2 separate regions of the Homo sapiens genome follow, and region 1 is linked to region 2. A link is an interaction called in ENCODE POLR2A ChIA-PET data of the cell type or tissue named here. Cell type or tissue: Panc1. All regions are shown on one strand. Each heading gives the region's core, and the rest is flanking DNA. Links, peaks and the distances in the headings are about the cores only.

Evidence for each region. ChIA-PET counts read pairs that join two places held together with the same protein. Peaks named below come from ENCODE experiments on the same cell type or tissue, not always from the same donor. Only the 100,000 strongest peaks of a DNase experiment are listed, where the experiment ranks them.
Region 1: POLR2A ChIA-PET joins it to region 2 with 6 read pairs; 3 of 35 experiments call an interaction of 5 or more read pairs at or near these places.

The regions. Positions count from the first base shown.
Region 1 is chr10:25,521,524-25,537,556 of GRCh38, forward strand. All of the region lies in intron 5 of GPR158 (G protein-coupled receptor 158), which reads left to right. Among named protein-coding and RNA genes, the nearest start is that of LINC00836, 120 kb to the right of the region's middle. RefSeq lists a silencer at 9,003-9,203. In Panc1, for the core only: no CTCF peak of the experiment used is centred there; no DNase peak of the experiment used is centred there.
Region 2 is chr10:25,458,192-25,474,224 of GRCh38, forward strand. GPR158 (G protein-coupled receptor 158) reads left to right here. Exons shown (of 11, transcript NM_020752.3): 5 at 8,460-8,528. Among named protein-coding and RNA genes, the nearest start is that of LINC00836, 190 kb to the right of the region's middle. In Panc1, for the core only: no CTCF peak of the experiment used is centred there; DNase peaks (open chromatin) are centred at 7,770 and 8,000; H3K4me3 peaks cover 1,156 bases; H3K27ac peaks cover 1,174 bases.

The sequences.
Region 1 (16,033 bases), core at 8,343-10,842, 65 kb after region 2:
CTGGCAACTTAGAGATTTCTTCTTGGTTTGGATCCATTGCTGGTGAGCCAGTGTGATCTTTTGGGGGCATTAAAGAACCTTGTATTGTCATATTACCAGAATTGTTTTTCTAGTTTCTTCTCATTTGGTAGACTATGTCAGAGGGAAGATCTGGGGTGAAAGAGCTGCTGGTCAGTAAAACATGGAACGCTTCATGAATTTGTGTGTCATCCTTGCACATGGGCCATGCTAATGCAGCACACATCAAATGACTTTAGTAGACTGTTATCTTGCTGATGGTATGAAAGCAATGGCAGAAAAAAATCCTACAGATATTAGTTTATATGAAAACTGCTGCCAAAAGGTATTGAAGGAGTAGTCATTGAATCCTACATAGACAATAAGAAGATGATAATTTTTCAGAGTTGAGGCACTGTGGGTGAAAGGAGATAAGGGCCCAGAAACTCACTTGCTTGATCTTCTCTTTTGACTGTCATAAATAACCTCTGAGATGTCTCCACAGAGGCCAGTTTAATAACCAGTAATTAGGGTAAAAAGCAGAGAACAAGGGATCAGAACTGAGTTATAATTCTGGTGTAGCCAGTTGTGTGACCTAGCACAAGTCACTTAGTCTTTTGGGGTCTCAGCTTCTTACTATGTAAGTTAAGAGTATTGACATAGGTATTCTCAACAGCACTTCTCACTTCTGTCATTTCTTGGCAGTTTTAGAGAAATTCCCCAAAATATTTAGATCCACGTTTTCAGCTAGTTCCTGTTAACCCCGTTACCCTCCCAGTGCTTGGCATGGTCAGGGAATGTAATAAATCGCCTGCTTTTAAAAAGCTCTGGACATCCATCTGAGTCCTGTTTTCAAGGAAATTGTAGGCTTACTTTTTTATAAAGAGAGATATTCCAGCAGAGTCATGGCCTCCTTTTCCCTTGTAACCCTGTTGATGGCAATGCCAACTTCCATCAAATTCTCTTTGGCTTTGGTAATGAGATATAGATGTTGGGGGGAAATGACTAATGAGAAAAGGGATCTGGATTTGACTTTGCCTTGGAGGAAATTGCATTTATGTAATTGAATTCACTATAAAGACAGACCTGTGAGTTGCAGAAGGCTGAAACACAATTGACTACTTACATACAAGTTTGAAAACTCACAAAATACGCTTATATATTATTTATGGATACATATAAATGGAACAAACATAGAAAACATGTACTGGATGGCTTTATGTCAGACTTTTTAGTGCTTGCCTCTAGAGAAAGTAGAAGACATGGGACTGTGAAGGGGAATTAGGAAGCTTCTCCTTAATATGGGTAAAGTTTTCAGTTTTTTAAAGACCCATAGTGATTGTAACAAAATTTATACACGTATTAATTTGTGTGGTGTGCAGATGTCAAGGTTATATTAATCTCAATTTCTATTTTTTTTAAACTTAAAAAAAGTAAAATTGTATTTAAAAGTACTTTCAAGAGCTGAGCTGAACTGGAGAAGCTGAGCTGCTAGATGTCAGAGTAACTGGTTAAGGCAACAAGCCGAAATGGAAGAAACAGTCAAGCCCTTCATCACTTAGTATAAGCAAGAGGCTGAACTGAAGAAAGTGCTGTCTTCCCTGCTGTTCCATTTTTCCCCATGGGATGGCACCATGCACAAGGGTCAGATGGGTCAACACAGGCATGGGGAATGTCTCACTGCAGTGGGAGCCCTGAACAAAAGGCTCCTGAAGTCCTGTGGATCCAGGGGTTGGGAGAAGGGCTAGAAATGGAAGAGTACTGAGTCAGAGTGAAGAAAACATCTTTAAGGTCCTCTGTGTGGAAGAACTCTTGGATGGCTTGGATGGAGACAGCTCTGCTAGGAATGCGACATGAGTAAGAGCATGGCTAGCCAGGGAGCCTGAGTCCTTGACTGCAGCCCCCTCTAGCAACTGCAGTACATCAAGACTGTGCACCAGGTGGGGAGGACAGAGTTCCCGTAAAAGGTTTGCCAGGTAAAGTTTTTATAATTGCCTGTGGTTGGGCCTGAAAAATCAGACATAGGTTTTGGTCAGTAGCTGGACTCCTCGAATTCTAATGTTTTTCTGCTACAGAAAGCTGTGTAGCTGAGAAATAGACAATTTAATCAAAATATTTGGAGACTTCGGTACCCTACTTTTTGTAATGAATAGAACACCTAAACAGAAGATCAACAAGGAAACAGTATAAACCAACTAGACCTAGCAGACATCTGTAGAATACTCCTCTAAGATCAGGAATCACACAATGATTTATACTGTTACAACTTCTATTCAACATTGTGCTGGAGATTCTAGCCACAGCAATTAGGCAAGAAAATGAAGAAGAAGAAAAAAAAGGCTTTTACTTTAGAAAGGAAGAAGTAAAACTGTCTCTATTTGCAGATGAAACGATCTTATAGAGAGAAAACTCTAAGGAATGCACAAAAAAAAGATCTTTAGAACTAATAAGTTCAGCAAAGTTGCAGAATACGAGATCAGAATATAAAAGCAATTTAATTTTCTTATACCAGCAATGAACAATCCTAAAATGAAATTAATGAAACAATTCCATTAGAAAAAGAATAAAATATTTACAAATCTAATAAAAGAAGTGCAAGACTATACAATGAAAACTACAAAACATCATTAAAAGGCGTTCAAGAACTACATAAATGGAACTCATGGATTAGAAAACTGAATAGGTTAGCAGTACTCCCCAGATTGATCCACAGATCCAGTGCAAGCCTATGAAAACCCAGCTATCTTTTTGTTAAAATTTCCAAGCTCGTTCTAAAATGTATATGGACACGCAAGGGGCCCAGAATATCTAAAATAATTTCAAAAAGCAGAACAAAATTGGAAGACTCATACTCCCTTACTTCCACCAAACTTACTACAAAGCTGTGCTGATCAAGATAATGTGGTACTGAGATAAGACAGACATGAAGATCAATGGAATAAAATTTAGAGAGTTCCAAAATACATCTTTCCATTTGTGGTCAATTGATAAGCATGTGAAGAATGTTCAATGGGGAAAGAATAGTCTTTTGAATAAATGATGCTAGAAGAACTGGATATCCATAAGCAGAATAATGAGTTGGATCCCTAGTTCATACCACATATAAAATTTAACTCAAAACAGCTCAGAGTCCTAAATGGAAGAGCCAAAACTGTAGAACTTTTAGAAGGAAACATAGATATAAATTTTTATGACCTTGGGGTAAGCAATGGTTTCTTAGATATGACACCAAAATCACAAGTGACAAAAGATGAAATACATAGTTGATCTTTATCAAAGTCAAAAACTATGTTGCAAGTTATACTACCAAGAAAGTTAAAAGAAAGCACACAGAATAAGAGACAATATTTGTATGTCATATGTCTGATAAGGGACTTATATCCAGAATATTACAACTCAATAATAAAAAGACAATTCACCCAACTAAATAGACAAAGGATCTGAATAGACAGTTCTCTGGAGAATATATACAGATAGCCAATAAGCATATGAAAAGATGATCAGCATCATTTCTCATTAGGGAAATGCAAATCAAAACCACAATGTGATAACACTTCACACCCACAAGGATGGCTGTAATAAAAAAGATAGATAAAAAAGATAGGCAATGAGTGTTGGCGAGGAGGTAGAGAAATTGGAAACATCATCCATTGCTGGTAGGAATGTAAAATGGTGCAGTCACTCTCTAAAACAGTTGAAAATTTTCTCAAAATGTTAAGCAGAGTTACCATATGACTCAGCAATGCCATTCCTAAGTATATAACCAAGGGAAATGAAAGCATATGTCCACAAAAACACTTACACATGAATCTTCGTAGCTACATAATTCATAATAGCTCAAAAGTGGAAGCAATTCGCATGTTCATTAACTGATGAATGGATAAACACAATGTATTATATCTATACAGTGGAATATTATTAATAAAAAGGAAAGAAGTAGTGATACATGCTACAGTATATCAGTAGCATACATTGTATGGTACTCTACATTGTATGGATGAACTTTGAAAACATTGTGCTAAATCAAAAAAAGCAATCAAAAAAGACCATGGATTGCATGATTCCATTACTTGAATTGTCCAGAATTAGCACATTTATAAAGACAGAAAGTAGACTAGTCAGTGGCTGCCTGTGGCAGGGGAAGAATGGGGGAATGACTGCTAATCATTATGGGGTTCATTTTTGAGGTGGGGAAATGTTCAAAAATTGATTGTGGTAATTGTACAACTCTGTGACTATACTTCAAATGAATGAATGATATATGAATTACACTGCAATAAAGCTATTTATAAAAGTCATAGTAGGGCCAGGCACGGTGGCTCTCTTCTGTAATCCCAGCACTTTGGGAGGCTGAAGTGGGTGGATCACCTGAGGTCAGGAGTTCGAGACCAGCCTGGCCAACATGATGAAACCCCATCTCTACTAAAATACAAAAATTAGCCAGATGTGGTGGCATGTGCTTGTAAACCTAGCTACTTGGGAGGCTGAGGCAGGAGAGTTGCTTGAACCTGGGAGGCAGAGGTTGTAGTGAGCCAAGATCGTTGCCACTGCACTCCAGCCTGGGCGACAGTCCAATTTTGTCTAAAAAAAAAAAAAAAAAAAAAAAAAAAAGTCATAGCAATTCTGGTTCTAATAACTGAGCAGTTATGTTGAATTGACCTTCCAGCAGATACAACTCTGGAAAATATATAAAAACACAATTATTTGAAAAAACTGAAAAACTATCAAAAGCAGGCAGAAACTAGAAGGGATTTAATCCTTTAATAAAGGAACTGCACTAGGTAGGGGGCTACATTACCTACTCTTTTGCAGAGGGCGCTCCCAGTTTATGTAGTGTGTGAAGACTAGCACTTAAGCAAAAAGCTGCAATCTGTTTGTCTTAAGATGTCAGAGGATAGAGTTTGATCCTGCTAGAGAAGCTGGAAATTGAGGGGGTAAATTATGAAAAGGAGGGGGCCACAGGAGGCGGATGTACTCATCTGGATCCAATCAAGAGACAGAAACTGTACAGTAATTTGGATAGTGGGTTTATGTAAGGAGTTGTTAAACTATGATAGGGCAATAACTGTAAAGATATAAAGAGAACTCAATAATATAAGGCTGAAGGAGCATGCTCAAGAAAGGATAAACTTGGAAAGAGGCTTCCTCTGTAAAGCTGGGGTTCAGACCTTGTTGCAGAAGGTATGTTTGCAGCCCACTGGATGGCAGAGGAATTTGCTGAGTTACATAGGCAGAGCTGGTCCACAGATGCCAGACAATCAAGAAACAACCCCAGTGAAGTAAGATTGATGGACTGGCTTGCAGAGAGACTCAGGGCTTTGGAAGCCCACTCACAGGCTGGGAAGCAATTGGGCAAAGATTACCAGACTGGCAAAAAAGCAAGCCCCAGCTATATGCTGTACAATGTATAGATAAGATAAAAGTAACATGATTGCAAAAGATACAGTCATAAGAAAATTGGAATGGTTATATTAATATCAGACAAAATAGACTTCAAGAAAGGAGATATTCACAGAAAAAAAGAGGGACATGTTATCATGATGATAAAACTCAATTCATCAGGAAGCCATGACAATTCTAAACATATATGCACATAATAATAGAGCTTCAAAATGCATAAAGGAAAAGATAAGACAGAGCTAAAAGGATAGATGAATTCACAGTCAAGTCAGAGATTTTTACACCTTTGTGCAAAATAATGATGATAAATAACAAAACTGTACAAGTGGTATAGACTTAAAAAGATGAACTAATTGATATACACAAAACTACACATTTTTTTAAAGTACGTATGAAATGTTCACCAAGATAACCATATGGTATACCATAAAATGAATCCCTATAAACTTTTTAAAATGGAGATAAAAAAAGAATATCCTATGACTTCAATTTGAATTAAATTAGTAATCAATGATATGTTAACTTAAAAGCCCCAAATATTTGGAAATTAAACAATTTTTAAACAATTAGCGTGTAAAACAAGAAAATGGAAATTAGAAATATTTCAAATGGAATGATAGTGAAAATGTGAGATATCAAAATTAGTAGGATGCAGCCAAAGCAGTGTTTATAGGGAACTTTACAGAATTAAATGCTAACATTAGAAAAAATATGAACTATGATTCTACCCTATGCATCTAGAGAAAGAACAAATCAAACCCCAAACAAGTAGAATAAGGGAAAAAATAAAGTAAGAATCTACTTGAAATCAGACATATAATAGAGAAACCCAAAAGCTGTTATTTTTTAAGTTATAAAGTTGATAAACCTCTGGCAAGACTGATCAAGAAAAAAATGGAATACACAAATTACCAGTATCAGGAATGAAAAAGAAAATATTGCTAGAGATCCTGCAGAGATTAAAAGGATAATAAGCTGGTATTACAATAAAACTTGATGCCAACAAAGTCCACAACTTGGATGAAATGGACAATCTTTTTGAAAAATACAACTTACTAAAATTGACAGAAGAGATAGGAAATTTGAATACACATTTTCATATAAATAAATTTATAATGAAAAGACTTCTCAGAAATAAAGCTATAGACAAAGATATCTTTAGCTATTTCTATTACACATTTAAGAATGGAATAGTGTCAATCTTAACTCTTTCAGAAAATAGAGGAAAAGGAAATACGCCCCAATTCATATTGTTCCAATATCCTGATATCAGCTCATACTACCATACTGACCCTAAAACCTGACCAAGATATAATTAGAAAAGAACATGACAAACAATACCCCTTATGAACATAGAATTAAAATTATCAAAATTCCTTAACAAAGTATTAGAAAATTGGATCTATATATATATAGATATATAGAGAGAGATCCAAGCATTAGATGGGAAGCACTAAAATATTTTTAAAATATACATACAACATAATTGGGTACATTAAAAAACCTGAAGAAATCTTCAGTGTTAGAATTAATAAGTGAATTTGTCAGGGTTCTAGGATATTCCTATATACAGTAGCAAACAACTGGAGAATGAATATTTTAAAATTACATTTACAATAGTACCTAAAAGCACTAAATACATACAAGTAGATTTATTAAAAAATGTGCAAGAAATCTACACTGACAACTAGAATATAGTGTTAAGAGAATATAAAGGAAACCTAAATAGAGAAACACATGATGTTCATGAATTAAGTGGTGTCAGTTCTCTTCAAATTGTTCTGTAGAATCATTGTAATTGTAATCAAAACCCCAGCGGGCTTTTCTTTTAGTAATTTACAAGTTTAGTCTAAAATTTATATAGAAAATAAATGATGCAAACTAGCTAAGTCAGTGTTTTAAAAGAACAAAGCTAGAGGATTTATACTATGGAATTTCAAAAATTACTCTAAAGTTACAGGACTTAATACAGTGTTAATTGGCCTAAGGAGAGAGAAATAGATCAATGGGACAAAATAAAGCAACCAGAAATATATCTACACATATACTGTCAATTGACTTGTTATGGAAGTTTCAAGGTAATTCAACAGGGAAAGTAAAGTCTTTTCAACGAACGGTGCTGAAACAACTGGATAAATATATGGGAGGAAGTAACAACCAGGTTAGGCAACAATTTGAGAGCATACGGCCAGGCATGGTGGCTCACGCGTGTAATCCCAGCACTTTAGGAGGCTGAGGCAGGCGGATCACGAGGTCAGGAGATCCAGACCGTCCTGCTAACACGGTGAAACCCTGTCTGTACTAAAAATACAAAAAATTAGCCGGGCGTGGTGGCGGGCACCTGTAATCCCAGCTACTCAGGAGGCTGAGGCAGGAGAATCACTTGAACTCGGGAGGCGGAGGTAGCAGTAAGCCGAGATTGCACCATTGCACTCCAGCCTCGGTGACAGAGCGAGACTCCTCAAAAAAAAAATCAATTTGAGAGTATATACAAATCAATGGACATAAAAGATAAAGTGAATAATTTGGAATTCATAGAAAGACTTCTTATCAAAAAGCATCTTTTGGAAGCCTCTCATTGCAGGGATCGGGGAGTGGCAAGTTGGATTGGAGGTTGCCCCCGTTACTCAGATATTGCCTTTACTTGTGCTTCATTATTTTACTCTCAGATACAAGTACAAGATAAAAGCGCAATATAAAGGTTACTAATAAAAAACAATGCCAAGAAATTGTGGTGAGACACATGAACACCCAAATCACTTAGATGTGAAGATTGAGATGGGGTTAAAGGAAACAGGAATACTATGCCTTGGCCTGAGAAAAGTCACTCTCACGACAGCCTTTTTCATTCCTGGCCACTGGGACCATGGCCTGATCTTTCACTTTCAAGTTTCCCTCTGTTTTGAGTAGCAGGCCTTGGTTCCAGTGCCTAGACCTGCCCCGTTCTGCCCATATTTTTCTCTTGCTCCCCTAACAACTGCCAAGCAACCAACAATTGTTTTCATATATTTTTGTCTCACTTTTCCATCCGTTTGATTAGGAAAATTAAAACCTACTGGCCTTTCGTATCTTACTGCTTTAGTTTGTCACCACTGAAAATGTCTAGACTCATCCTCTCCCCCTTTTGCCTCCTCAGCCCTTCTGCTTCTTATAGGTTGTAGGTGGGGAGGCGGGAGATGGGTGGCAGCTGAAGATCTTTGTCGTCCTTATACTTCTGAGATGGTCTCCTCATGAGCTGAAGTGGAACAGTAACTGTGTGGCTTCTTCAATAAGATAATACATGAGAAAAGTGAAAAGTGTTATTAAAAAAACAAACACAGAACTCCAAGGGCTTTCCCAATATGTGGGCATATTTTAATGCCAGCGTGAATCTGGTTACGGCACCAAGAAGGCGGTAGTCACTCAGTCTCACAAAGGAACACACACTCTTTGATTCTGTTTCTGTGAAGTGTAAGAGCAGCTCAAAATGACCTGTAGCGATAAAATATTATTACGGATGTAGAATCCACAGGACCTCACACCTGACTGGACACTGGAAAGGCAGGAGGCCCATCTGACAGCCTTTTGAAGTATCTGCAGCTAAGCGTCCTTGCCCCACCTCCCCGCAGAAGGTGTGCTGCAGCAGGAGTGCTCTGTTGCTAGTGAGTCCGCAACAGGCAGGAGAGTTTAAAGACATGTAAAACAAACAAAGCTGATCCATTATCCAGAAAAATAAGCACGTATGCAGAGACAAATTCTGCTTCAGGTCTTGCTTACATTAAGCAATCTTGATGTGATAACACTTAACCAATTTTGATGCAATAAGACATCTTTAGAGGAAGTGACAGGAAACAGGTCAAGGATCGTTTAACTCCTTCTCAGTCACTCTCTGCCTCTCCTTGAACAATTCTTTCTTCATCAGTACTAAGCCCTTTTCCAGCCTTGTGTCAGCTCTCTGGTCTGCTGGAGATGGCCTCACTGGGATCTCTCCATCCGAGCAGTAGACCATGTCCTGAATATTTTCTTCCCTTCTACTTTGCATCAAAACTTACCCATTCTGTGCCTCTTCCTTCAGGAGCTTATTCTGTCCTAAGTGGCTTTCAGAGTCATCACTCTAATCCTTTCAGATACATGTCTAGGGATCTTTTGAAGATTAAAAAATAATGCTAATGGTAGGTATTTTAGACATTCCAATGATTAGTAAGAAAAATATTCTTGAACAATTCTTTTTTTGGAACCTTTAAGATAACATATATTTTTATATGAAAACAAATTTTTTATAGAGAACGGCACCTTGTGTGGAGATTGAAAATGTTGACAATTTAGGGTAATTCCACCTTTGACACATTCAGTTATGTTGTCCTGGGCAAGTTACTTATCGTCCTAAGTATCTCAAGTCAGGAAAAGAGAAACATCAAGTAGGTAACAAAAAGTAAAAACCCCGCGTCCATGCTGGTTTTGATTATTGATAATGACCATGTGTTAAGCAGAGCCTTCTAGAAAAGTGAATAGGAGGAAGACTAAAAATATGTGGAGAACATCCATTTGTTACTGTTTACTGACAAATCTGAAAAAGTTTTATGGCAACCTATAGTTACACCTAGATATTTATTTTCAGCCCTTTTTATTTGGGGCTGAGTAATAAGAAAGTGTCCTCTCGAAAGAGATGAGGCAGTGAGTCAGACTGAAACAGGCTGGCAAAGTGGCTCCCTCGTCATAGGATTTGGTATTATTTATGTTAATTTGCCATTGAGGGAATTTATAAGGATCTGGTAGGATCACCTCATGCTCGCTTTAGACAGGAATAAAAAAGGTTTTGCATCAATCTTTAAGGAATAAATATAGGAGAAATAATTATACCACTTTAGTTGTCAGTGCTTTCACATAATTCTTCCTATCTTGTGAGGGAGGGAGGATTATTACTCAGCTTTCCACATGAGGGAGGAGATGGTCAGAGTGGGCTGCTCAAGGTCATGCCGTTAGGAAGTGGCAGAGCAGTCCCTTGGGCCTCCAGAGCTTATCATCTTTCCATGATACCACTCTGCTCCTCTAGAAATAGATGCTTATTTCTGCCTGGAGCATGGGGAGATCATACCGGAAATGGTGACTTCTTCACAGAGGGAGACATAGGACTATCAGGACAATTCTGATTCTAGGTTGTAACTGCAATTTGCATAATTATGACTTTAGATTTCTAGTGTAATTTGTGGTTTTTGGAACCTGTTGTACTATATGTTTTGCACATTTTCTTTAACCAAGTTGAGAAGGAGGACTACTGACATGAATCTTTGGACCCTAAAGAGAAAGAGGTGGGTTTCGTTGTTTGTTTTTCACCAGAGAATGGTCTATGCAAGACTATCTGTTAAACGGATGAGGCACCATACTAAGCTAAAGAGGTGGGCCACTCCCAGGGACAGGGTATGCCTAAGAGTGATGCATTTTTTATGTGTATTCTGTTCTTGGCTGTAAAAAAGCTTTTGCCTCTATCATTTAATTCTATATTGTGTCTCATCATCATTTTTTCATGTTTCTTCTCAAAATACCATACCTCAACTCTTTTCCTGTGAATTCTTCTGCATTTTTGTTTCTTTGTTGAGGTCTGGAGTTCTTAAGATTCTCTTGCTTCTCCTTGGGTCGTTTTCTGTATCTTTCCACCTCCACATAAAGTCACCATATAGATATTACATATGATACTTTCTCCACTTTGCTCTCTGATCCCCAGTGTGTAGAAAACACCCTCCATTCCCCATTTTAAGAGCCAGGCATTTATGCAATGACCTAACCAGAAATCCTTTTATGCATTGTTTCGTTCCTTTATTACAAAAGTGACACATTTGTTGTAAAAAAAAAAAAATACCAAAGCATATAACTTAAAGAGTAAAATCTCCTTTTGCCCCTTGCGTTCTCATTCCCAGCCAACCTATTCAGAGATAGTCTTCATGGTCTATTGAATGTGCATCTACATATTCCTTTTGATGTAGATACAAACAGAAGCATATGCTATTACTGTTCTGCAGCTTTCTTTTTATTTAACAATTTATCTTAAAGGTGTTTTCATAGCAACAGAATCAGATCCGCTTAATTCCCTTAATGCATGGTTTTCCACTGAATGGCTGTAACTTTAATTACCATAGTGAACCTGTCCCCTACTAGTGGAGAATGTTTTCAGTGTTTTTTGTCTTGCAAAAAATGCTTTAGTGAATATTCTTGCATATATATTTCTGCTATTTCTTATGGATGTTTATGTAGGGCAGTTTTCTAGAAATAGAATTCTCGCTGCACTGTAGTAGTTCTTAGACATTTTCCATCCCCAGCCTTAATCTGAGCTTTAGCTATCCCAATTCCACACGTGGCTTGCTTCTGGGCTGTGGACTAGTATTAGCAGCCCTTAGTCCTTGTCAAATTAAAACCACCTGTTAACCTTAAGAAAAAAATCATTCAGTCTCTGCCCTCAATTTACTGAATCAGTTTCTACAAGAAAAACCTGGACTTATATATATTTTAAACCATTATAGTTGGTTCTGGTGTTCAATCAGGGTGGAAGACCAATACACTGGTTCCTGGCTTCCACTCTTTCTCATGACTATGGCTGTATCTTCTCTCTCAGTAGTTTAATCTCTGTGATGTCCCTCTGCTTTCACAATTTTTCTACATGAATTATTCGGTTTAAAACATTCATTTTACCATTTGTTAACTTCATTCTTTATATATTTCATTTATTTTCCTTGGAAGTTATTTTTACCTTGTCGGCAGTGTTCAGTTCAACCCTGCCTTGTTCACTTCATTGAACAAATTGGTCAACATTTTATAGCACCAGGCATTCTAAAACATCCAGCCTCCATCAAAGATCACTAATTTTAATCTTTCTACTCTGTCCTTCCTTTGTAAAGGTAAGGTGTATTGCATAGCAATAATGAGCTCAGACTCCAGACCCCAGCTGAGTTTAAACCCAGCTCTGCCACTTACCAGCTATGTGACCTGGGGCAAATTCCTTAACTTTGCCTCAGCTTCCCCATATGTAAAGTGGGAGTAATAATAATGCCTACATCACAGTATTGTTGTAAGAAATAAACAAGTTATTTTATGTAGGGCACTTAAAAAGTAACTGGAATATAACATGAATTCATTAGATGTTGTTATTACCCCTCACCAAAAAGATAATGAGATAGACTCTGAGTTGCTTCCTTCTCTCCTGGGCCAGCTTTCAGCTTTCTTTGACATCTTCATCTGGTTATGCTTTGGCACATGCTTTTCTTCTCTATAATTATGTTGATATCTATCATCTGTTGTCATTCTTACTGAGATTCTTTTTTGGCCTTGAGTGTTTTTACAGTCATTTAGGGTTTCCAAAAGTAGCAGACATAAACATGTTCAATCTGCCAGGTTTTACCTGACATCTTCATTCTTCCTTAGTTACAATTTAAACATAGACATATGTACTTTTAAAGATCTGAATTAGGCCAGGCGCGGTATCTCATGCCTGTAATCCCAGCACTTTGGGAGGCTGAGGCAGGCAGATTACTTGAGGTCAGTTCGAGACCACCCTGGCTAACGTGATAAAACCCCGTCTGTACTAAAAATGCAAAAAACAAAACAAAACAAAACAAAACAAAAACAGATTACTTGAGATCAGGAGTTTGAGACCATCCTGGCTAACATGGTACAACCCCGTCTCTACTAAAAATGCAAAAAAAAAAAAAAAAAATTAGCTGGGTGTGGTGGCACGTATCTGTAATCTCAACTATTTGGGAAGCTAACACAGGAGAATCGCTTGAACCCAAGAGGTGGAGGTTGCAGCGAGCCAACATTGTGCCACTGCACTTCAGCCTGCGTGACAGAGCAAGAAGTGACAGAGCAAGACTCCATCTCAAAAAGTTAGATAGACAGATAGACAGACAGACAGGGATCCGAATTACATCTCCCACCTCAACATGACCATACCATTTTTCTTACTGTTTAAAACATTACAATAAAAAAGTCACTTCTCAGCAGTTCTTAGTCATGAGCTATGTGTAGTCATTTCTCAGCAGTTCTTAGTCAAGAATCATGATCCTGAAGATGGGTTAGACTCTGTTGGAGAAGGCAGCCTTACTGGATTTCTTTTCTTGCTTTCAAAAATTTCTCCTTTAAAGTAGTTTTTCACATTATTCTTTCTCTAAATGCATACTCTGGGGATCTCATAGCTTTGTAGTCTATATTCCTCTTACATCATTTGCTTTGAACCCAGGTAGATAACAGCATTTCTGATGATATAAAAGTAGTCTCTTTTTGTGGTAAATAACTAATAGCTCCAATGTTCCCTACCTCCTGGTAATCATGGCCTATGTAATTCTCACCCCTTGACTAATTAGTTTCTAATCAATCAAACAGATTAACATTGAAAGAATGTGACTTCCACAATGAGGTTAAAAAAATTACAACTTTCATCTTGCTAGAAGACTCTCTCTTGCTGGCTTTGATGAAGCATGCGCCATATTGGAGTGGCCCACATGGCAAGGAACTGAGAATGGCCTCCAACCCACAGCCAGCAAGGACAAAGGGCCTCAGTTCCTCTAGCCCTCAGGGAGGCAAATGCTGACAACAGCAGCATGGGCTTGGAAGTGTATCCTTCTCCAGTTTAGCCTTCAGATGGAACCCCAGACCTGAGTAATGGCTTGATTACAGATGTGTGAGTAACCCTAAGGCTGGCAGTGCCTGGATGAATGACCCACTGAAACTGTGAGATAAGAAATGAGTATTGTTTTAAGCCAGCCACTAAGTTTGTGGTATTTGTTATATACAAGTAGATAATGAATGCACCTTGATTGTCCTGGTTTTATCCATCATATTAATAGTTCTGACTCTGCTTCGACAAAGCTCAGTTTGCCTAGTCTGCTTCTTTCCTCTTCTCTCTATACCCCATTCTCAACTCCACACTATTCAGAAGCTTCTTTTCTGTCCTTATTTGAAGATACATTTAGAATAAGACTAAATAGATTGTTGATTCAAATGTGACAAATATCAAAAGTAATCCTCATATGTTAGTAATAAAACTGGCATTTCTCCATTGTTTTGTACTGTTTTAAGTGCATCCACACTGTGTCCCCACTAAACTGTTGAGGAAAGTGAGGCCCAGAGAAATTAAGGAATTTGTCCCAGGTTATATTTCTCATTGGTGGTAAAGCCTAGCCTGGCATTTAGGGCAATTAACACCAAATTCCTTGTTTTACCCACTGCATTAGGCTGCAGCTCCTTTCCACCTGACTAGTAGGTAGCTCATATATTTGTATTATTTTACAAATAAAAGTCTTCAATTTTTATTGAAGAATATTTAATTCTTTAATATTAAAGATATTAATTTCTTTATTAAAGAAAATTCATTTGTAAAATAATGCAAATATATTTTACATTATTTGTTATATTAAATCTCCAGCCTCCTTTACATATAGTGGTTTTACTGAAGCTAATTAAGTATTTCCAAGTGTGTGTATTTTATTTTGCTCTAAACCAGGCATATTATTTGGCCAGTAATGAAAACAAATCTTTCTGAGATGTGTGCTACAAGTATTTTGTATTCTGAATGAAGAAGTGTAAAGTCTCCAGTTTCTAATGGCCTTCGTTAACATCCCATTTACCAACTCTTGTACTGTTTTTGTCCTTTATAAAAGAAAATTCCTGAATCAGTAAATCATTGATCATATTCAGAGTTCATTTGTTTCTGCATTTGTCCATTTCTTGAGAAATATATTTTTAACCTCTCTGCCAAATATCTTAGCTGATAAACTGCATCTTTTTTTTAGTCATATTTTAGGAGATGATTCAAAAGATTTAACTTTATCTTTCCATTATATGCACAGATTAAACTGAAAGATTCAGTTATCTTGGGCTGGCAGGCTTCACTTTCTGGGTTTTGCCCAGTTCAGCCAACCCATGCTACTCTAACTGTGGTCCTAGGAGCAGCAGGATTAGCATCCCGAGGGGCTTGTCAGAAATGCATCATCTTGGGCCTCACCACAAACCTACTGAAGCACACTTTGCATTTTGGCAAGCTCTCCAGATGATCGTATGCACGTGAAGATGTGAGAAACACTGTTCTAAGCCCCTTTTATGGCAGAGTCCTAAGTGGTCCAGCTCACCCAGTGGCACCACTTCCAGGCTAAACTCCACCTGTGTCTCAAGTCACTTTATTGTCATCTGCCAGAAAATGATTGTAATCAATCTAAAGTAGACAATGCATTCAAGATGTTCTTGCTAGTTGTGTAATGCACAGACTGCATACTCATGCAGAGGCCCTCCCTTACTGTATAGTCTTTCCAACCAAAACAAAGTAATTCCCAGGAATTATTCTATTGAACTATCCATTTTTCCATTATTTCTGAGGACTCTTAATTCATTTAGCTCTTTCAGCCTTAATATAGTAATATGATACCTAATAAGATTATCTTATTTCTAAAGCATAAGACCATATACTTCTTTGACTGTATCATGACATAAATATGTTATTTACCATTTACTAAGCACCTGTAACAGATATTGGAGTAGTTTCTTATTTTAAATTAACTTTTTTCTGATTACAGAACATGTGTAAGATACTGAGACTTGAAAGCATGTCTAATACTAAAACCAGAGAATCTCTGTCAACATTGTTTACTTTGTGTGTTATGTATATACACACATA
Region 2 (16,033 bases), core at 6,523-9,022:
CTTTCTTATGAAGTCTTAGAAGTTAGAAAGAATACCTACTTAAGGCAATATGAAATTTCTTTTAGTGTTTTAGTTAAGACCGTCAAGAATTTAAAATTGATTAGTAAATTTTTTATAATACCTGTACCAAACCCTTACTTGAGATTTATTTTTAAGTAGTTTGGTAGTGTTACATGTTTTTGTTATTACATTATTACATATTCTGTTCTTGTTACTTTGGGTAAGAAAATCACTGAGGGTCAGATTGGATGCACAGAGGAAATCTCACTGATTTGGGAACCAGCAGCTATGGAAGACAGGACTGTTCTGGCACTGATCAGCCGAGTGAGCTTCACTTCTCTGCTGACTTCATTTCCTCTATCTGTACTTGAAAGATTCATGAAGAACTACTGTTGACTGAGCCCCTGCTCTGTGCCAGGCAGCATTATTGCCAATCTCTGCAACAATATACACCTGGGCATTATGACTCCCATCTTATAAATGAAGAAACTGAGGCTCAAAGGTTGAACAACTTGCCCAAGATCTCACAGCTAATAAATGGTTAATACCAAAGTTCCAGACCATGTAGTGATCAAATCTATGTGGTTTAATCCATCAGTTTGTAATTCTCTAACTTACATACATTTTACTTTGGGAGTCTCTGCCATGACCTTATCTCTTCATTTTTATGAAAATAGCTTTTTTATTGCTGAGAATTCTCCTAAAAACCTAAAATTGATTTTAACTAACCACATTTTATATAATTGTGCCTTGACAAATTTTACTAAATTTGATTGATTTTTAAATATTTTATCACAGATCTTCTTAACATAAGCTAACTACATGCAGTCTTTCAAACTGGATATAGTCTATTCTTTTCCATTTATGTAATTGTTAATAAAATTATTGAAAGATAGTGTCCTCATACCTCTCAATGTTAAGATTCTCTTTAGGATCACCTTTTACATCTTTTTTTCCAATCCATATTGTGTAATTATTTTATCAGGTGTTTGTCAGGTTTCATATGAAGTCCCTCTGTCCATGAATTTCTCATTGAAATAGCATAATTAAAAATAAAAAAGTACAGCTCATAAGTTTGTTATCCTGCTTGCATTGGTATATCTTTTTTAAAAGGATATAGATTTATACAGTCTTGGTTTGTCATTCAAACTTATGCTAGTTCATCTCTTTCAAAATATAGTTCTATTGCTCTCTCATATTTTCCTCATAGATGCTGGGTCCAACTATATAAAAGTATATTTATCTTCAGAGGTTTCTTTTGTAATAGAAGGTCTAAATGTTGTAAGTCTGAAGAAATCAGCAGTGACCAAAAAAATAGCTGCCTTGTTTTAGCAAGATGTACATTAATTTCCCCAGAGGCTAAAAATGCTTAAAAAATATAAATGAAGTACTTAGTCCCCATAGAATCAGGAAAATAATAATAAGCCATTTTAATTACTTCTAAAAATGCAGCCTTGAGCATTCTTCTCTTCTTATTACATCCAGTGACTTAGCTTCCTCTGGGTGCTTATATCCCAGGCAAATCTTCTATGGCAATTACAACTGTGCTTCATCTTATGCTTCTATACTTGGCATCCAAACATGGAATTTAGAAATTGACTTTGATGTAATTTGATAGAAATGAGTATAATATAATTTGACATATTTTTTTGTCTATGGGTTTGATATCTGGCTGTTATAAACCTCCATAAGTCAGTTCTGAAAGTTTACAAAGTGGGGAAGTTGGGATGGAAATGGAGTAAGGTAGAATATACTCACCTCTATTGTAAACTTGGGAGGTATATTGATTAGGGTTTATGGGTTCCAAACCAGAGAGTTAGGCTCAATGATAACTCCCCCAGCTTTATATTCATCTGCAAAAATTATAAGATACAGTTTTTGATGATTATATGCATCAGCTGGTGCCAAATAAAAACTCATTAAAGAATATTAGTTAAAGGAAGGGCTTTGTTTAGACTTATTGCATAATATTTGCATATTATAATACCAAATCAGAGATTTTCTTTTTTTTTTTTTCCCTCTTCTTTTGAGATGGAGTCTTGCTCTGTTGCCAAGGCTGGAGTATAGTAGCTCGATCTGGGCTCACTGCAACCTCTGCCTCCCAAGTTCAAGCAATTCTCCTGCCTCAGCCTCCCAAGTAGCTGGGACTACAGGCACCTGCTACTATGCCCAGCAAATTTTTGTATTTTTAGTAGAGATGGGGTTTCGCCATATTGGCCAGGTGAACTCCTGACCTCAATTGATCCGCCCACCTCGGCCTCCCTAAGTGCTGGGATTACAGGCTTGAGCCACCATGCCCAGCCTAAAATCATAGATTTTCTAATAGTTGAGTTGACACGAAGGTTTTTAAAATTTATTTATTAAAGTATATTACATAGTAATAAATGACTACCTCTCCTTCAAAGATATTAACATATTTCCAGATAAGTTGATCTATCCCCAAATCTACCCTTTTCTCTGGAAACAAACAAACAAACATTGTTATCAACTTAGTATGTATCCTCCAGACATCTATTTAGTATGTATATGTACACAGACATACCTTGTTTTATTGTGCTTTGCTCTATTGTGCTTGACAGATACCATGTGTCTTACAAATTAAAGGTTTGTGGCAACTCTACATTGAGAAAATCTATCATAGCCATTTTTCCAACAGCATGTGCTCACTTTGTATCTCTGTGTCACATTTTGGTAATTCTTGCAATATTTCAGCAAATGCTTTTAGTATTATCATATCTGTGATCACTGATCTTTGATGTTACTATTGTAATTGTTTTGGAATGCCATGAACCGCACCCACATAAGACGGTGAACTTAAGTGATCAATGTTGAATGTGTTCTGTCTGCTCCACCAACTAGCAATTCCTCCATCTTTCTCCCTCTCCTCAGCCCTCCTTATTCCCTGAGACATAACAATGTTGAAATTAGGCCAATTAATAATCCTACAATGGCCTTTAGTGTTCAAGTGAAAGGAAGAGTCACATATCACTCACTTTAAATCAAAAGCTAGAATTGATTAAGCTTAATAAGAAAGACATAGTGGAGGCTGGGATAGGCTGAAAACTAGGCCTCTTGCACTAACTAGCCGATTTGTAAATGCAAAGGAAAAATTGATGGGAATTAAAAATGCTACTCCAGTGAACACATGTATGATAAGAAAGCAAAACAGGCTTATTGCTGATATGGAGAAAGTTTGAGTACTCTAGATAGAAGATTAAACCAGTCACAACACTGCCTTAAGCCAAAGCCTAATCCAAAGCAAGGGCCTAACTCTCTTCAATTCTGTGAAGGCTGAGAGAGTTGAGGAAACTACAGAAGAAAAGTTAGAAGCTAGCAGTGGTTGGTTCGTGAGGTACAAGGAAAGCAGCCATCTCTATAACATAAAAGTGTAAAGTGAAGCAGCAAGTGCTGATGGAGAAGCTGCAGCACGTCACTCAGAAGATCTAGCTAAGATCATCAATGAAGGTAGCTACATGAAACAACAGATTTTCAATATTGATGAAATAGCCCTCTACTGGAAGAAGATGCCATCTAGGACTTTCTTTTTTTTTTTTTTTTTGAGATGGAGTCTTGCTCTGTTGCCCAGGCTGGAGTGCAGTGGTGTGATCTTGGCTCTTGCAACCTCCATCTCCCGGGTTCACGCCATTCTCCTGCCTCAGCCTCCCGAGTAGCTAGGACTACAGGTGCCTGCCACCACGCCCGGCTGATTTTTTTGTATGTGTGTATTTTTAATAGAGACGGGGTTTCACCATGTTAGCCAGGATGGTCTCGATCTCCTGACCTTGTGATCCACCCACGTTGGCCTCCCAACGTGCTGGGATTACAGACATGAGCCACCACGCCAGGCCAGGACTTTCATAGCTAGCGAGGAGAAGTCAATGCCTGGCTTCAAAACTTCAAAGGAAAGATTGACCTTTTTGTTAGGGGCAAATGCAACTAGTGACTTTAAGTTAAAGCCAATGCTCATTGACTGTTCTGAAAATCCTGCGGGCCTTAAGAATCATGCTAAACCAACTCTGCCTGTGCTGTAGAAATGTAACAACAAAGCTTGGATGTGATAGCACATCTATTTATAGCATGATTTACTGGATATTTTAAGCCCACTGATGAGACTTCTCAGAAAAAGATTCCTTTCAAAATATTACTGCTCATTGACAATGCACATAGTCACCCAAGAGGTCTGATGGAGATATGCAAGGAGATTAATGTTGTTTTCATGCCCACTAACACAGCATTCATTCTGCTGCCCATGGATTAAGGAGTTAGACTTTCACATCTTCTTATTTAAGAAACACATTTTGTAAGGCGATCGTTGCCATAGTGATTCTTCTGATAGATCTGGGCAAAGTAAACTGAAAACCTCTGGAAAGGATTCACCATTCTAGATGCCATTGAGAACATTTATGATTCATGGGAGATCAAAATATCAACATTAACAAGAGTTTGGAAAACATTGATTCTAACCCTCATGGATGACTTTGAGGCGTTCAAGACTTCAGTGAAGAAACTAACTGCAGATATGGTGAAAATAGCAAGAGAATTAGAATTAGCAGTGTAGCCTGAACATGTGTCTGAGTTACCATAATCTCATGATAAAACTTGAATGAATGAGGAGTTGCTTCTTATGGATGAGCAAACAAGTAGTTTTTTCAGACGGAATCCACTCCTGGTGAAGATGCTATGGACATTGTTGAAATGACAACAAAGGATTTAGAATATTACATTATTATAGTTAAGAGGATTGACTCCAATTTTGAAAGAACTTCAACTGTAGGTAACATGCTATCAAACAGCATCACATGCTACAAAGAAATCTCTCATGAAAGGAAGAGTCGACTGGTACAGCAAACTTCATTGTTTTCTTATTTTAAGAAATTGCCACAACCATCTGAAGCTTCAGTAGCCACCACCCTTATCAGTCAGCAGCCATCAACATGGAGGCAAGACCCTCCACCAGCAAAAAGATTAGAACTTGATGAAGCCTCAGATGATTATTAGCATTTTTTAGCCATAAAGTATTTTTTTCCTTAAGGCAAGTACATTATTTTTTAGACATAATGCTATTGCATTCTTAATAGCCTATAGTGTAAATTTAACTTTTATATGCACTGGGAAACCACAAAATTTGTGTGATTCACTTTATTTTGATACTTGATTTATTGCTGTGGTCTGAAACCAAACCCAAAATATTTCTGAGGTTTGTCTGGATGGATGGATGGATGGATGGATGGATGGATGGATGGATGGACAGATATATAGATGAGGTATGCCTGGATACATAGAGAAAATGTGTAGTGTTGTTTTATGTATATGTGTTTTGTATAAATAGTGTCATACTGCGTATTACTGATCATCTTTCAATTAAGATTTTTTATAAGTTTCCCAGTTAACAACTCTGGTTATAGTTTCATATCACCATTTCTTTCTATCTCAGGCATAACTAGGAAGGAGATGACTTTTTTTCTTGGTCTCTGTTATTTTGCTCATTGTCTCTCTCATCCATCTTCAATTTTCAACCACCGCCCCCACCCCCATACACACTTAGTGTCTTTTCTGTCCTTCCTCACCCTACCAGTGAGACTCTAAACAAGATTCCTATATTTTGCTTTGAACTTGTCAATGTATTACTTACAAAATTGTATATTAATCCTTGGTACCAAGCATAAAATAAAAGGCTCTGTGCCAGTTAAAAGATTTTCTAGTACCAATAAGACAGTGGAGGAAATATGTTGGGGAGCATGGATCTCTTCTCTGTCCTAAAATCTCACCTATTAGGTTCCTTCTCATTCTGTGAGGCCACAAAGGCAGCTCTTCCAAATAATATTTTGAAAGAAAAAAAGTGCGCATTTTGAACAGGACTTACATTTTATTATGGAACCACTTGTCAGAGTTCCAATTTATAATCTGAAATTATGGGCTCCTCTGCTTAGCCAGGAGCAAGGCAGTGAACTCCTAAGAAGATTATTCAACAATTACAAATGAAAAGGAGACAGATTATCTGCTCTGAGAATATATAAAAGCACGTACTCCTGCTACTGTTATGTGGTGGTGATGGTTGTGACACTGCTACTGAGCCTACTGGACATAAAATCTTAGAAGATATTGCAGGATGGAAGAGGCCATCAAACCACAGCATGACCACAGCCCTGGGAAGGTCCCCCACTCGAGGCATTCATCTCCTCTTGGGTCATTTTGGATCCCAAGCATTAAACAAAATTTGACTGTTAGCGATATATTCTTTCTAGTTTTCAAATTCATCATCCTGGTGCTGTTCTCTACCTTGAAGAATACGTATCTACTTATTAAGCACCAGGTACAATGCCAGCCATTTTGCATACTTCATATTTAATAAATCTGTCAGATTTAATAAGGTAAAGATTAAAATACCCGTTTTATGGGTGAGACCATTGAAGTTCCAGGTGGCCCAACACAAAGTGGTTATTTCATAATTCAAATTGAGATGGAGTTAACTCCAAAGTCTGTCTTCTTCATCGTACCTTGCAGCAGCTTTTCATGTCCTCTTGTTCAGCCAACCAATAGCATACAAATTATTTTACAGACAGTCATGTATAATATTTTGGATTTTCATTTTTTGTGTCTTTTTTGGAATGTTTAAAAAATAAGCTTCATAATTAGGCATACTATGCAAATGTACCTTGCCACTTTGGAAATTCTGCCAGCCAAAACCCATTTAAATGCTTGCTGATAGAAATTTTCTTTTCACCAAAAGCGTCTTCTATCTAACATAATGACCAATAGCAAGAAGCCACTCAAATAATCAAGGCTGTTCACTGACTAAACTTGTTTCTCTATTCCCAAATTCTTAAATTAATGCAAGCCCTGAGTTTTTTTTTGAGGGTTACACAAAGTATTTCTATATCTTTAACAATACCCCACAGGGATTTTTGGAAGGGGAATTAGAATTTTTTCTCCCTGGCTATCCAGTTGTCTGATAGTGCTTTTATATAATGCAGTATTGTGGTTTGGCCTTTCAGAATTTTTTTATTGTTACAAAATTAATTGTTACTACTGCAAATTATTTTCCTGTTAAGATATTTACACCACGTGTAATTTCTGTATACATTTTGTATTATATTTAGTGAAAACACAGCATGCCTAAAATGACCTGTTTTTGTGTTTGCAGTATTAATTGATATATTTGCTCTATATTGATACTTGAATTCATTAAAGCAAAATTTATTGTAGAAAATAAGATTGATTTTACTGGTCTTTTATTTCTTGCTTCAATTCTAAGAATTTTGCTTGGAGAAGATAATGCTATTTTAAGTCTAACAAAATATCTTAAGGTTATTAGATATATTCATGCTTAGCAAACTATTCAGAAATTTATTTGAAAATCAAATCAACTAATTCTTTTGAATTTTGAGTAAAGAATAACATGTATGCATGTTCACAAGGTGAGATACCCTTGTTATTTAATGTGATTTATATTGTGCACATAGCGAAGCTGTGTTTGTGAGTTTTAGGGGTTATATTTTAGCATGGTGGGAGATACGCAGACTTCAAGACCTTGTGCATGTGCTTTTTTTACCCACCAACACTATCCCACAGGTATTTGTGAAATAGTTTAGGAATGGCATTCAGTATGCACTGGTGGCTCATATTTTAGAAATACAGGCAAGATCTCGTTTGTAAATTTCGTGGATTGAAAGTGAGGGACTAAGTGGCTAAGTTGGCTGTTCTTCCTGGGTCAATAGGGACTTCCTTAAAGGGACTTTCCCCTAAGCCAAAATAGCTGCAAGCTGAGGGCTTGAAACTTCAACCAATCAAAGGGGAGTTTAAGCTCTAGCTGCAGCCTGATGTTTTTAACCCATCAGGCCCACCAACTCACAGGCGGATAGAAAATAAGCTAATTCTACAGGACAGAAAAAGGAAAAGGGGAGGGGTCATAAGGGGATATAAGCATAAGACACCCAAGCCGGAAACAGCAACCCTTCCGGGTCCCTTTTCGCCGTGCGGAAGCTTCACTTTCACTTTCATTTTAATAAATCTTGCCACCGCACACTCTTTGGGTCTGTGTATTTGTCTAATCAAGCTGTAACCCTCGCCGCTGTGGTCCACGGTTTCATTCCCTGAAGCCCGTGAGACCACGAACCCTTCGATCGAGAAAAGACCTTCAATCGGGAGAAGACTTCTCGTCTCAAAAGTATCTTCAAGATAGTGTTCTTAGCTGCTCAGGCTTTTTAATGATACAAATTTTAGAGAACAAAATCTCATGCAGCCACTGGCGATATTATTAAGCCTATCAACACCTTTATAATCAGTCTTTTTGCATGTTCTAGTTTTTTACCCACCTGAATACTAACCAATTTTCATTAATTTATTTAATTTCCCCCAAAGAATGCTGTCCTACTGCATTGTGGCATTTTCACAATAGCGTGAATTCTCCAGGCTTAGAAATGTAAGTTAGTAATGACGTTTTTATTTTGTTTTTTCAGAGCATCCGGGCATCGGGCCTTATCCTGTTGGAAACGATCCTTTTTGGATCTCTGCTCCTATACTTTCCAGTAAGTAACAGAATTTTGTTTTTAAAGTAGAAATTTATTTTATGTTGCATACTATAAAGTTACTGTTTACACACACACACACACACATACACACACCCTGGTGTTACTAGGAAGTGTGGAGGTTTTGGCTCTTGTCTTACTTGAAAGAAAGACTTTGGCCAAGAGACAATTAGTAAAGTAAGCAAAGGTTTATTGAAGGAAGTTGTTGATTAAAAGAGTCAAACTCTAAAATATTTGAAGAGATTTAATCTGAGCCAAATATGAGTGACCATGGCCCCTGACACAGCCCTCAGGAGGTCCTGAGAGCATGTGCCCAGGGTGGTTGGGGTGCAGCGTGGTTTTATACATTTTAGGGAGGCATGAGACTTCAATCAGATTCGAGCAATACGTTGGTTTGGTCCAGAAAGGCAGGACAATTTGAAGTGTGGGGGACTTCCAGACTATAGGTAAATTTAAACATTTTCTGGTTGACAATTGGTTGAATCTGTCTAAAGACCTGGGATCAATAGAAAGGAAATGTTCAAGTTAAGATAAAAGACTGTGGAGACCAAGGTTCTTTTGAAGTCTCATAGTGGCTGCCCTTAGAGACAATAGATGACAGATGTCTCCTATTCGGACTATTAAAAGGTGCTAGCCACTCAGTATCTTCAGGATTGGGAGGGCCTGGAAGAAAAACATCTAGCTATGTTAATAGAGACTCTTACAGATGAAAATTTGCCCCCACAAAGGACGACTTTGCAGGACCATTTCAAAATATGGCACAGAAACATGTTCTAGGGTAAAAATATTATGATTTTCTTCTTTGTCACATACTGTTACGCCAGAGTCAGATTGGAAAGTAACTCATGAGATAGAGGGTTAAATAAAACCTATCTAATGAGAATTTATGGTTTGTAGGGCATGACTCCCCAGACCCCTTAGATAGGAATTTGGGCAAGATAAAAATCGGAGCTTGGTCCTCAAAGTACACGTCAAGAGAAGAGTGGGCTGGTCTGGGTGGAAAGTAGTAGCAGAGAACAGTACACTTGGAAAGATGGGGCAAAGCGGGCTGCTTGAAAGAGGATGAGCCAGCAGCTCTAACAGTTCTGCATTGCTGATTTTATTATGTCAGACCCTTTAAGTTCCTGTCTGTGTCTCAAGTCTCTGCCTTTGTCTCTGACTAGTTTCCCGCTTCTGCCTCAAGTCCCCACCCAGTTCCCGCCCCAGGTTTGTAGAATTCTCCCTTGCTGTCTGTTGATGTACATGTGCTGCCTAGCATTAGATATGAATTCTGCCTAATGGCAGCATTGCTCCGTACCACCATCCCAGGAAGGTCGTATCGTGGTTAAATCTGTACTTATTGCACCTGCGTATCTCTTAGGAATTTCTCCTTTGCCCTCTTTCCCTCTTCTCAGCATGTAGCTAGCTACATTCTGACAGGTTAACTGCAGAATGAGTGATCATTGGGCATCTTAAGGAGTGTTTGGGGGCGTTCCTTTCTGCATAGGTATTTCCCCTCTCTCTGCTCATATCTATCATGCAACTTCTGGGGTGCGAAATTTTTTGGACTTCCCTTTTTCAGGGGCTCCCCACTCCTGCTCATGTCTGGCTATCTGCCTACTCTAACGCAAATTCTTTACAGGTATTTAAATCCTGGTTTTTACCATTTGAATGACCTTAGACAAGTTACCTAACATTCCTAAACCTTGTTTTTTCTTATAAAATGGAGCTAATTATACTTTTCTTCCCAAATTTGTGAGGAAGGTTAAATGCTTAAGTGTGACTGCATATGAAAGGCAAAGTTGGTATGTATGCGTAATATATACAAGTAAGTATCGCTTTCCTTCTTCCTTCTCCTCTACCTGAATCAGAACCATGAGACACACCAATTAATGTTGGAAAAATTGAAATTGTTACATAGTAAAATAAGCATGATGAAATAAATGTATGTATGGTGCTAGTGGCTTAGGTAATCATAGTGGACGCTAGCATACCAGTAACATGTCTGAAACCAGAAGATAAGTACTGACTTTACAAGTTCAACTCAGCCAACTTACGTTCAGTGGTTATTGTGTGCCAAGCACTGTGCTAATTTCTGGGAATACTCTATCAGCAAGACAAACTTGATTTCTCCTTTCAAGAAGCTTACAGTGTAGAGGAAGAGATGAGTTAATGCAAACAATGATAATACAATGTGACAAACACTAAGAAAGCAGTAAAGACAGGATGCTGTGGAGGCACTTAGGAGAGATACCTAATCAAGTTTAGGGAATAAAATATCCCTTGGCAGAGACCTGAAAGGTGAGTAGGTGTAAGAGAAGGAAAGGTACGGCTGCCGGGACATCAGATTCTTTTTGGTTTTTGTCTTACTTCACTCCCTGCTCCATCTCAGCCTGCTTTGTTGATTCTTCATTTTAACTCCCACTTCTTCATACTTGAATGCCTCAGGACTGAGTTCTTGTAGCTTTTCTTAATGTACACTCTCTCTTGGTGATCTCATCTAGCCTCAAAGTTTAAGTACTATTTATATGCCAATGACTGCTGAATTTATATCTCCAGCCCAAACCTTTCTCCTGAGCTCCCAACTCATATTCAGCTGCTTAGGCAACCACTCCATTTGCATGTCCAGCAAAATTCCCTATCATATTTTCAACAGAGGCACTGATCTCTCCCTCAGATTCAGCCTTCCAGTGTCCACTGATGGCAGCTCTATCCTTCTAGTTACTCAGGCCAAAAGCCTAGGACTCATTATTGATACCACTCTTTCTCTCATATTAGAAAACCTTTTAAAATACAGCAAGAATCGGCCGGGCCTGGTGGCTCACACCTGTAATCCCAGCACTTTGGGAGGCCAAGTGGGTGGATCATGAGGTCAGGAGATCGAGACCATCCTGTCTAACACGGTGAAACCCCATCTCTACTGAAAATACAAAAAATTAGCCAGGCGCAGTGGCAGGCACCTGTAGTCCCAGCTACTTGGGAGGCTGAGGTAGGAGAATGGTGTGAACCTGGGAGGTGGAGGTTGCAGTGAGCCGAGATTGTGCCACTGCATTCCAGCCTGGGCAACAGAGCGAGACTCCATCTCAAAAAAAAAAAAAAAAAAAAAAAAAAGATGCAGCAAGAATCTAATGAGCCCCCCCCAACATTCACTGCTACCACCTGGTCTAAACTGTGATCCACCCCTCCTGGATTGTTGCCATGTTCTCTTACTAGCCTTTCTTCTTCCATGCTAGCCGCCTAGAATCTATTTTGAAAATGTCAGCCAGTTTTAACATGAAAATTAGACTGACTATGTCACTCCTCTTCCCAAAACTCCCCAAAGATTCCCCAATTTACTTAGAGTAAAAGCCAACATCCTTCCTGTGGCCACTAAGGCTTAATGTAATTTGGACACTGCCCCTGTATAACATCATTTTCTAATCCTTTTCCTGCACTCAATATGTAGATCGAGTGTTCTTTATTCAGGTCTCGAATTAATTTTTCTATTTATTCTTAAAATAGAGATATATTTACATATAATCAGTGCTGTGATCTGACCATGTACTCCAAAATGTATGTGTTAGAAACTTAATCTCCAATGCAATGTTGTTGAGAAGTGGGGTATTTTCGGAGGTGTTTAGAGCCCTCATGTATGGGTGAATGCCCTTAACATGTAAAAGAGCTCGGTGGAGGGAGTTTGGCCCTTTTTGTTCTTCTCCCTTCCACCCAGCAAGAAGGCCTTCACCAGAAACCGGATGCTGACACTTTGATCTTGCATTTTTCAGCCTCCAACACTGTGAGAAATAAATTTGTATTCTTTGTAAATTACCCAGTCTCAGGTATTTTGTTGTTATAGCAGCACAAACAGACTAAGACAATCAGTATTAATTTTTTCATAAAGTCATCCATATTAAGTTTTCTAATTTTCTAGCATAGAGTTATGCATAATAATTAGTAACAGAAGCAATGCAGCAGTATAAAGACTGAGTGTTTATTGTTGGTACACTTCCTGTATAAATGGAGTGTCATGCATCTTAACATTTAATCTTTCCCACAGAACCCTAGGGCAGATATTTAACCAAAGTCATCAGATCACCTAATAAAGAATGAAATATCTGAAATGACCTCAGTAACCTGATGAAAATTTTTAATTATCTGAATATCTGTTGCTACTATAATCTTTTTTTTGAACCTCTGCTATTTTAAAATCAATTTTCCACCCAGTAGCCAGAGGGATTTAAAAATGTCAAATCTAGGCTGTCACCTCTTTGATGTCTTCTTTTTTTTAATTATTATTATACTTTAAGTTCTAGGGTACATATGCACAATGTGCAGGATTGTTACATATGTATACATGTGCCATGTTGGTGTGCTGCACCCATTAACTTGTCATTTATATTAGGTATATCTCCTAATGCTATCCCTTGCCCCTCCCCCCACCCCATGACAGGCCCCGGTGTGTGATGTTCCCTCCCCTGTGTCCAACTGTTCTCATTGTTCAATTCCCACCTGTGAGTGAGAACATGTGGTGTTTGGTTTTTTGTCCTTGTGATAGTTTGCTGAGAATGATGGTTTCCAGCTTCATCCATGCCCCTGTGAAGGACATGAACTCATCCTTTTTTATGGCTGCATAGTATTCCATGGTGTATATGTGCCACATTTTCTTAATCCCAGTCTATCATTGATAGATATTTGGGTCGGTTCCAAGTCTTTGCTATTGTGAATAGTGCCACAATAAATATACGTGTGCATGTGTCTTTATAGCTGCATGATTTATATTCCTTTGGGTATATACCCAGTAATATGGGATTGCTGGGTCAAATGGTATTTCTAGTTCTAGATCCTTGAGGAATCGCCACACTGTCTTCCACAATGGTTGAACTAGTTTACAGTCCCACCAATAGTATAAAAGTGTTCCTATTTCTCCATATCCTTTCCAGCACCTGTTGTTTCCTGACTTTTTAATGATCACCATTCTAACTGGTGTGAGATGGTATCTCATTGTGGTTTTGATTTGCATTTCTCTGATGGCCAGTGATGGTGAGCATTTTTTCATGTGTCTGTTGGCTGCATAAATATCTTCTTTTGAGAAGTGTCTGTTCATATCCTTCGCCCACTTTTTGATGGGGTTGTTTGTTTTTTTCTTGTACATTTGTTCGTATTCTTTGTAGATTCTGGATATTAGCCCTTTGTCAGATGAGTAGGTTGCGAAAATTTTCTCCCATTTTGTAGGTTGCCTGTTCACTCTGATGGTAGTTTCTTTTGCTGTGCAGAAGCCCTTTAGTTTAATTAGATCCCATTTGTCAATTTTGGCTTTTGTTGCCATTGCTTTTGGTGTTGTAGACATGAAGTCCTTGCCCATGCCTATGTCCTGAATGGTATTGCCTAGGTTTTCTTCTAGGGTTTTTATGGTTTTAGGTCTAACATTTAAGTCTTTAATCCATTTTGAATTAATTTTTGTATAAGGTGTAAGGAAGGGATCCAGTTTCAGCTTTCTACATATGGCTAGCCAGTTTTCCCAGCACCATTTATTAAATAGGGAATCCTTTCCCCATTTCTTGTTTTTGTCAGGTTTGTCAAAGATCAGATGGTTGTAGATGTGTGGTATTATTTCTGAGGGCTCTGTTCTGTTCCATTGGTCTATATCTCTGTTTTGGTACCAGTACCATGCTGTTTTGGTTACTGTAGCCTTGTAGTATAGTTTGAAGTCAGGTAGTGTGATGCCTCCAGCTTTGTTCTTTCAGCTTAGGATGGACTTGGCAATGTGGGCTCTTTTTTGGTTCCATATGAACTTTAAAATAGTTTTTTCCATTTCTGTGAAGAAAGTCATTGGTAGCTGGATGGGGATGGCATTGAATCTATAATTTGCCTTGGGCAGTATGGCCATTTTCACGATATTGACTCTTCCTACCCATGAGCATGGAATGTTCTTCCATTTGTTTGTGTCCTCTTTTATTTCCTTGAGCAGCGGTTTGTAGTTCTCCTTGAAGAGGTCCTTCACATCCCTTGTAAGTTGGATTCCTAGGTATTTTATTCTATTTGAAGCATTGTGAATGGGAGTTCACTCATGATTTGGCTGTTTGTTATTGGTGTACAAGAATGCTTGTGATTTTTGCACATTGATTTTGTATCCTGAGACTTTGCTGAAGTTGCTTATCAGCTTACGGAGATTTTGGGCTGAGACACTGGAGTTTTCTAAATATACAATCATGTCATCTGGAAACAGGGACAATTTGACTTCCTCTTTTCCTAATTGAATACCCTTTATTTCCTTCTCCTGCCTGATTGCCCTGGCCAGAACTTCCAACACTATGTTGAATAGGAGTGGTGAGAGAGGGCATCCCTGTCTTGTGCCAATTTTCAAAGGGAATGCTTCCAGTTTTTGCCCATTCAGTATGACATTGGCTGTGGGTTTGTCATAGATAGCTCTTATTATTTTGAGATACGTCCCATCAATACCTAATTTATTGAGAGTTTTTAGCATGAACGGTTGTTGAATTTTGTCAAAGGCCTTTTCTGCATCTATTGAGATAATCATGTGGTTTTTGTCTTTAGTTCTGTTTATATGCTGGATTACATTTATTGATTTGCGTATATTGAACCAGCCTTGCATCCCAGGGATGAAGCCCACTTGATCATGGTGGATAAGCTTTTTGATGTGCTGCTGGATTCGGTTCGCCAGTATTTTATTGAGGATTTTTGCATTGATGTTCATCAGGGATATTGGTCTAAAATTCTCTTTTTTTGTTGTGTCTCTGCCCAGCTTTGGTATCAGGATGATGCTGGCCTCATAAAATGAGTTAGGGAGGATTCCCTCTTTTTCTGTTGATTGGAATAGTGTCAGAAGGAATGGTCCCAGCTCCTCCTTGTACCTCTGGTAGAATTCGGCTGTGAATCCATCTGGTGCTGGACTTTTTTTGGTTGGTAGGCTATTAATATTGCCTCAATTTCAGAGCCTGTTATTAGTCTATTCTGGGATTCAACTTCTTTCTGGTTTAGTCTCAGTAGAGTGTATGTGTCGAGGAATTTATCCATTTCTTCTAGGTTTTCTAGTTTATTTGCATAGAGGTGTTTATAGTCTTTGCCCATCTCCCCAGCCTCATCTTATATTACCTTTCTTCTCACTTTCTACTCTCCAACCACCCTGACCTTATTTCAGTTCTCAGATAAAACATGATCTCTTTCATGATAGACATAATAATGGTCTCCAACAATGTCCACAATCCTAATCTCTGGAACCTGTTTGAATATGTTACCTTACATGGAAAAATGGACTTTGCTGATATGATTATGTTAAAAACTTTGAGATGGGGAGATTATCCTGGATTATCTGGGTGTGACCATGGATCCTAAGTGAAAAGAGGGAAGCAGAAGAGAGACAACCAAATAGATGGCATGATGAAAAAGATTGGCTGGCATTGCCAACTTTGAAGATAAATGAGGGAGGTTGCAAGCCCAAGAATGCAGGCAGCCTCTAGAGGCTGGAAAAGTCTAGTAAATAAGTTCTTCCCTTGACCCTCTACAAGGAAGGCAGCTCTGCAACACCT